2 separate regions of the Homo sapiens genome follow, and region 1 is linked to region 2. A link is a contact called in ENCODE Hi-C data. All regions are on one chromosome and are shown on one strand. The core of a region is the stretch at or near the end of the contact, and the rest is flanking DNA. Distances in the headings are between cores, read along the strand shown. Region 1 holds the start of ETFRF1 (electron transfer flavoprotein regulatory factor 1). Region 2 holds the start of PYROXD1 (pyridine nucleotide-disulphide oxidoreductase domain 1).

The links. Hi-C counts contacts between places; a loop is a spot of excess contacts on that map. Pooled maps may share reads with other maps.
Region 1: a pooled map shows a loop between it and region 2 (5-fold over the local background). The contact joins the promoter of ETFRF1 here to the promoter of PYROXD1 in region 2. A Hi-C loop is called at or near these places in 7 of 50 pooled maps.

Annotation. Positions count from the first base shown.
Region 1 is chr12:25,193,877-25,197,406 of GRCh38, reverse strand. ETFRF1 (electron transfer flavoprotein regulatory factor 1) reads right to left here and starts at 2,170. Exons shown (of 3, transcript NM_001001660.3): 1 at 2,070-2,170. DNAI7 (dynein axonemal intermediate chain 7) reads left to right here and starts at 2,247. Exons shown (of 16, transcript NM_018272.5): 1 at 2,247-2,331. The coding sequence starts at 2,329. RefSeq lists an enhancer at 1,810-1,929.
Region 2 is chr12:21,436,246-21,439,579 of GRCh38, reverse strand. PYROXD1 (pyridine nucleotide-disulphide oxidoreductase domain 1) reads right to left here and starts at 1,925. Exons shown (of 12, transcript NM_024854.5): 1 at 1,766-1,925. The coding sequence starts at 1,849. RefSeq lists enhancers at 1,777-1,966, 2,017-2,096.

The sequences.
Region 1 (3,530 bases), core at 921-3,420, 3.8 Mb before region 2:
TGTAATTTCGAATTGCAAACTATAACCTGTTTAATGCCTAACAGCACAGCTTCATTTAATTCACAATTTGTAACTTGTGAAAGCTTTCAGGGACCTGGCTTAAGTTGTCCTTTTTAGTTGTTGGTCTTTTTACAAATTATGTATCATAAAACACTTGCCCAGCAAAAATGTAACTAGTGTGGCTATGGCAAATTTGTTCTTCTTTGATATGTTAACTTATATGAATTAATGCAGTTTATCTTTTTTTTTTTTTGAGACGGAGTCTTGCTCTGTTGACCCGGCTGGAGTGTAGTGGTGCGATCTTGGCTCACTGCAACCTCCCTCTCCCGGGTTCAAGCGATTCCCGTCTCAGCCTCCAGAGCAGCTGGGATTACAGGTGCTGATCACCACGCCCGGCTAATTTTTTGTATTATTTTAGTAGAGACGGGGTTTCACTGTGTTATCCAGGATGGTCTCCATCTCCAGACCTCGTGATCCACCCACTTTGGCCTCTCAAAATGCTGGGATTACAGGCGTGAGCCACCACACCAGGCAATGCAGTTTATCTTTATGCAGTTGACCTTGAAGCATTTAGGTTTACTTTAGCCACTAAGAGAAATAGGTCTCCTTGGGTTCACAATGTAGTGAATAAACAATTTTGAGTTCAGCAGGGCCCTGAGGCTGCTCCTGAACTCTGCATGAAGTCATGGAGGTTACTGTTTTAAGTAAAGAGCCAAGAGTTAAGGACTAAGAGAAGCCCCCTATTATTCTGAAAACTTGGATGTGTGCGCTGGATGAGACAGCGGTTGCAGTCCCCATTGATAGTTTTTTCCCCCTGTCATTCTAGGCTAAGGAGTTAGGACTTAACCAGTTCCAGTTCCAGGCTAATGGAAAATTGTCATTTTACTGGGGGTTATGTGGTGGCCAAAGTTGTTAATCATTGTTCCCCATGGGGTAGATACAGTGAGAGCTTCAGTAAAGCCTTTCCTCTAAAAGCCCACTATTTTAAGGTAACTTGGGATTACTGAACTATCTCCTTACCCCGATGAATCCTAACTTGAGTTGACTGAGGTGTTTTATCATTAAACATTAGTTTTACTGAAACTAATTTAAAAGGAAGCCTTAACTTTCATATCAAACAGCTATGGTAAACTGAGTAAGAACTCTGTACGAAGTCGCTATTAAAATGTTTTTATCTTGCTACCAGGATATGGATGTAAAATGCTAATAACTATTACACAACCTATAATAGTTACAGGTTACAATAGGGATAATAACACTTTAACCCACAAAGACTAGCTTAGTCCTACTACTTATCTATGAATAATGCATGTAGTCAATAACACTGGAAGGGATAGAGCATTATAAACTTATAATTCAGAGATGAGAAATGGTGCCAGTAATTTAAAAGTATTTCAGGTCTCATAATGCTAAAACAGGGTGTAGGTATGCCCTACAATTACAGAGAACTCAGTCGGGCTTGAGGAGAACAGCCTCACTTAATTGTAGTTTTCCTGTCGGTGTAAGGTGCCGGCGTTTCTTCATGTGGGAGGAGACTGAAATTCTAAAGGTTGTGTGGTTAGTAAAATTAGTCTGTGACCTCGGGAAACTAATGAGTCTTTGGGGCCTCAGCGATCTTCATGTTAAGGAATATTTTAGCCAGGAATTGCTTCATTTTCAATTCTTGTTTAGGGCGCTCTTAGGAAAAAGGACGCGTACGCTGCACAGAAAGTAAACAATAGAGCAGAAAGAAGAATCCGAAGGTCATTAATCTTAAAATAACCAACCCTCTGGAGCCAACTTATTTCTCTCTTTAAATTGCGGAATGAGCCCCATCCCCCTGCTGGATTAAACCGCAGAGGCCCAGGCCTCCCACCGGGTGTCCGCTGCATGAACCAGTCGCATGCCTGTTTCCTTCTCGAAACCCTCACAGAAAGACCCAACACACTCTAGGAAATAAACCGTCAACGTCAGGAGACGCTCAGAACCCTCTTCCCACACCCGGTGGTCCTCGCCCAGAGCATATTTCGCCTCCAGACCCCAGGATCCGGGAAATGGAACAAAACTCCCCGGCGGCGGCACTCACGCACTTTCCGGCACGCCGGAGCCGCAAAAGCCTCGACCGCTACGACTCCTCTGTCCGTCTACTGCGAAGCGGGGTGGCGTTGGGGGAGGTGGGCAACCTGTCAGTAAAGGGGGCGGGGCGCCGGCCGGAAGAGCCTCCGCGCGGCTGCGCTCTTTTCCTGGAGCTCAAGTGGGCGGGGCCTGTCGTCCGGGCAACCCGGGAGCGTTTGTCCACACAATTTCTGCTCCGACTCTGCGGACTACTGCAGTGGAGCTTGACTCTTAATGGTGAGCAAGGCAAATGAGGCAGACAGGTGGAGGGGCGACCACTGATTCTGCTTCACCAGTGTTAAATAATGTAATCAAGAGCCAGTCATATTTTACAGCGAAGCGGGTCGGTTTGGGAAATAACTCATACCTTGGGGTGGGTCGGCCCTCTTCTCAGCAATGGCTTTCCTTACCTGGACCAGGCGGACAGGTAGGAGTCCCAAACCAGTTTCTGCAAACGGGAGATGGTCAAAGCTGTCACACGGTATCCTGATCTCGAATGTTGCTAAGCTTGAAAATTGGTCCCAACCTAGTAACTTTCAGTAGTGATAGACGTTCCCACTAAATTTTCTTATTGCAACTTGGCGGAAATGTTTTAGTACTTCTCCAGCAGTTAATTAAAAGCTAATGCAATTTACTCTGCTTTGAAAAAATATTTTATGTCGTCTTTTGTGGGAATATGAATTGTTTTGTGATTCAAGGTTCTCATCCTGCATTAGTTAAATATGATAAGGCTTCTCATTTTGTTTTTCTGCACTCCTCAACTGCCATGTTTTCAGCAAGGAGACAGGCCAACATGTAGCTATGAGAGTATCTCTGATTTTCTTAAATGTGGTTTCCATCAAGACATTTTCTATAATTAAAACCAGAGGAAGTGGAGAATGTAATTACTTATTTAATTCATTAATTAAGGGAAAAATGTGGAGTGCATTCTTTGTACTTGGCACTGGGCTAGAAGCCAAGAATACCAAGAAGAACATGACGACAACTCTGCTTATAGGATACAGATTAAACAAATTAATTACAATACAGCTTTACAACTGTAACAATTGAAGCATCTAAAATGGGGTAACACACAGTTGGAAATGATGAAATTTCAGTGAGGGGAAACAAGGGAAGGAGAGTGGTGCTTTTCAACCTGTTTTAAAGTATAAATACGAGTTTTCCACATATGGTGGGAAGAAATAGGGAGTGGAGGCCTGGCGCGGTGGCTCACCCCTGTAATCCCAGCACTTTGGGAGGCCGAGGCGGGCAGATCACGATGTCAGGAGTTCGAGACCAGCCTGGTCAACATGGTGAAACCCAGTCTCTACTAAAAATACAAAAATTAGCCGGGCGTGTTGGCGCGCACCTGTAATTCCAGCTACTCAGGGGGCTGAAGCAAGAGAATCGCTTGAACCTGGGAGGCGGAGGTTGCAGTGAGCCGAGATTGTGCCACT
Region 2 (3,334 bases), core at 676-3,175:
CCCAGTCTGGCTTCAAACTCCTGGACTCATGCAATCCTCCCACCTTGGCCTCCCAAAGTTCTAAGATTACAAGTGTGAGCTATCGTGCCCAACACCCATGCGATTCTTCTCAGTCTCATTTTATTTGAACTTTCTATATTTGACAATATCATTACTCTCTCCATCTTTCTTTCCTCTGTATATTCTGTAATTTATATCTCTGCTGTTTCCATTGCTAGATGAGGTCCTCAAAACTTCTTTATACTACTGAAATCACCTTCGAATTGGCTCTCCAGTTTCACGTATAAACCAGCTGCCTCTGCCACAAATACATTGTAACTAATCATCTTTCAAGCCTTTTCATATGATCAAGTTACTCCACTGCTCAAAAACATTTGACTACTTGTAAATTCTTGTTAAGTTCTCAGCATGCTAAGACTCCTTATGATCTATGCTTTAAGCTTTACTGCTCCCTGATGATCCATGCTTTTCCACTGGAGATGACATTCTTTTCTTGAATACTTGGTAAACTTTCACTCATTCTTTCATAATGAGATTTTAAAAATACCTTCTTTGATTAAAAAAATTTCCTCTTCCCTAATTCACTCCCTACATACTCCACAGGCACCTCTAAGATAACCGTTGATATCTCTTGCATAGACATACAATATTGTAATATTGTCTCTTCCAGCAGGCTGTGAGTCCCCAGCATGGTATATACCATGCTGTTCATAGTTGAACACTCAGCCCTTAATACGGTGCCTGCATCATATATGTTTACTTAGTGAATAAACGGAAAATACGCATCCAACGATGGAAACACTTGAGTTTCTTCCACTATTTCTTATGACTTCAGTGATTGCTCATGTTTACTTTATATCAACAAAATAATGTAGAACTTTTTGGAATACACACATGTATCTGAATATATATGGTCTGGCTATTCAGTATAATCAAGAAAGCAAGCCCTACATGCATTTAATCCTTCGCTGATTATTTTACAAAACTTTACTAGAAATAAAGTTTCTTCTATCTTGGGAGTTCGAAGTATAGAAAACTTACATATGGGATTCTTTATTAATTAGTTAAGATGCACTAAAGACTTGGCAACTATCTGGAAACTAAACTCAATCACCTACGATAATTAACAAAGGGGGCTGAGGGCCGGGTGCTGTGGCTCAGGCCTGTAATGCCAGCACTTCGGTAGGCGGAAGCGGGCAGACTGCTTGAGCCCAGGAGTTCGAGACCAGCCTGGCCAACATGGTGAAAGCCCGTCTCTACTAAAAATACAAACATTAGCGGGGCGTGGTGGCTGGCGCCTGTAATCCCAGCTACAGGCTGACGCAACAGAAGAATCGCTTGAACCCGGGAGGCAAAGCTTGCATTAAGCCAAGATCGCACCACTGCCCTCCAGTCTGGGCGACAGAGTGAGACTCCGTCTCAAAGAAAAAGAAAAAAAAATAAAAAGAAAGGGGGCTGAATTTTTTGTCTAAATACAAAGTCCTCATGTCTGCTCTGACATTACAAGGATCTGAGCACGGATCAGCCAGCTTTGGTTTCTCGGCTATAATTTGCCTCCCACTCCTCCCTGCGCCTAAGAGAAAGCTAGTGAGGTCATCTGAGGACCACCAAGCAGTTTCTAAAATCTGGGAGCAATAAGTGCGGAAAAGGGCGCAGCAAAAAAGGAACCCGGAAGAAGAAAAAGGGAGGGGGTGGGAGGAAGGCCTCCAGTGCTATCCCCTTTGGGGTCGGGGAAAGAGGCGGAACCGCCTGAGCACCGCCCTACCTGCTCCGCACAAGTGACGCCCGCGATGCCGCCGCCGACCACCACGAACTTCCCTGCCGTCGGGGGAGGGCGCGCTGCCTCCATGCTGCCGGACTCCCAGTGGTTTACTGAATATCGCGGCGGAGCAACGGGACTCTGGACTCCAGGAGAGGAAGCAGCCGCGAGGCGGTCACTTCCGGTGCCTTACCAGATAATCCGACCTACGGGTGCTCGGGAGCTCACACTACTCATCTCGAGTACCTGCTGCCGGCTGCGTTTCGGAAGCAACGAATTGTCTCGTGGTGTTCAGAGCTTTGCGTTACTATTACTACACCTGAATGTAGTTATTCCATGAAAATTTGACAAAGAGAAAACCAAAAAATTAAAAATAAAAAAGTAAAGAAGATGGGTTGCCCAAAGAAGTTTGATAAATTACATATCTAAAGATAGACCAGTGTTCTCACGGGACAAAACATTCATATAATAAATGAATTGGTGTGAAGTTCTCATTATTTGTTTCTGCGAGAAATTAGAGGCACAGATTTTATGCTCTTATGAGTAGAAGGAGCCTTCGGGAACATCCTGACCCCACTCCTGTCATTTTTGTAGATGAAGAAACTTGAGTCTTCTGAAAACCACTTGATTGCCACCGTTCACCTAACAATCCAAGATTTTTGTTTGTGGAAGCACAAAAATTCTTCATGACAAGGCAAAACAATACTACTGAATTGTTCTCTAAAAAATCATCCTTTTCATTTACAACTTTGACCTCAGCTAAAGTTTCCAGGAAGAATGTACAGTTGCTTTCCATTTTGTCAAAACAAATGAACATTTCTTAAATTTCCAGTCAATAGCAGCATGTGTGAGGGTTGAATGAAATATTCCCAGTCTCGGTTTTACTGTGAATTTTTTTCGTGGTCAATTGTTTTTAAGAAATTGCTAAATCATTTTTAACTGTTTTTACTATATTATTCACTATTCATATTATTTTACTATTTACTATTACCTTTGCTGTCTCATATAACTTTCCCTAGGAGTTGTTTTGTAATGGTAAGGTATTATCTCTCAAATGGTTCACTCTAAAACTGGTAATTACCCGAGTCCCTTTAATTCTTTAAACACTGAGAATAACCATTATATATTAACAGGAAAGCCTACCACGTATCTAATTACAGGCATTTACTGATACCTGTAAAAATCATTGTTCTTTGATTTACCAAGTTAAATGGTAAGCGGTTTAATAAACGTGTCTAATTCCTGTTACTAGTATAGCAACCAAACAAAGCATTCATTTCTAGGAGGAGGAAATACATTCCTTAAGCCCATTTAGATCTCATCTTGCTTCAGCTTATTTTCACATTATCTCACTCACACTGTGTTCCATTCAGGCCACACTACACTTCCAGATCCCAGGATATGCCATTTTCTTTCTGAGCATTTGCACATATCTTTTTCCCAACTACTTTTCCCTGGCTAACTCATCAACCTTTGGTTTCATCAAGCCATTGCTTCCCCTTTAAGATACTTTATCTAACATCCTCAAGACAGCTAGGTGTCCTCTCCGTGTGTTCTTATAGCACTTTGTCATCC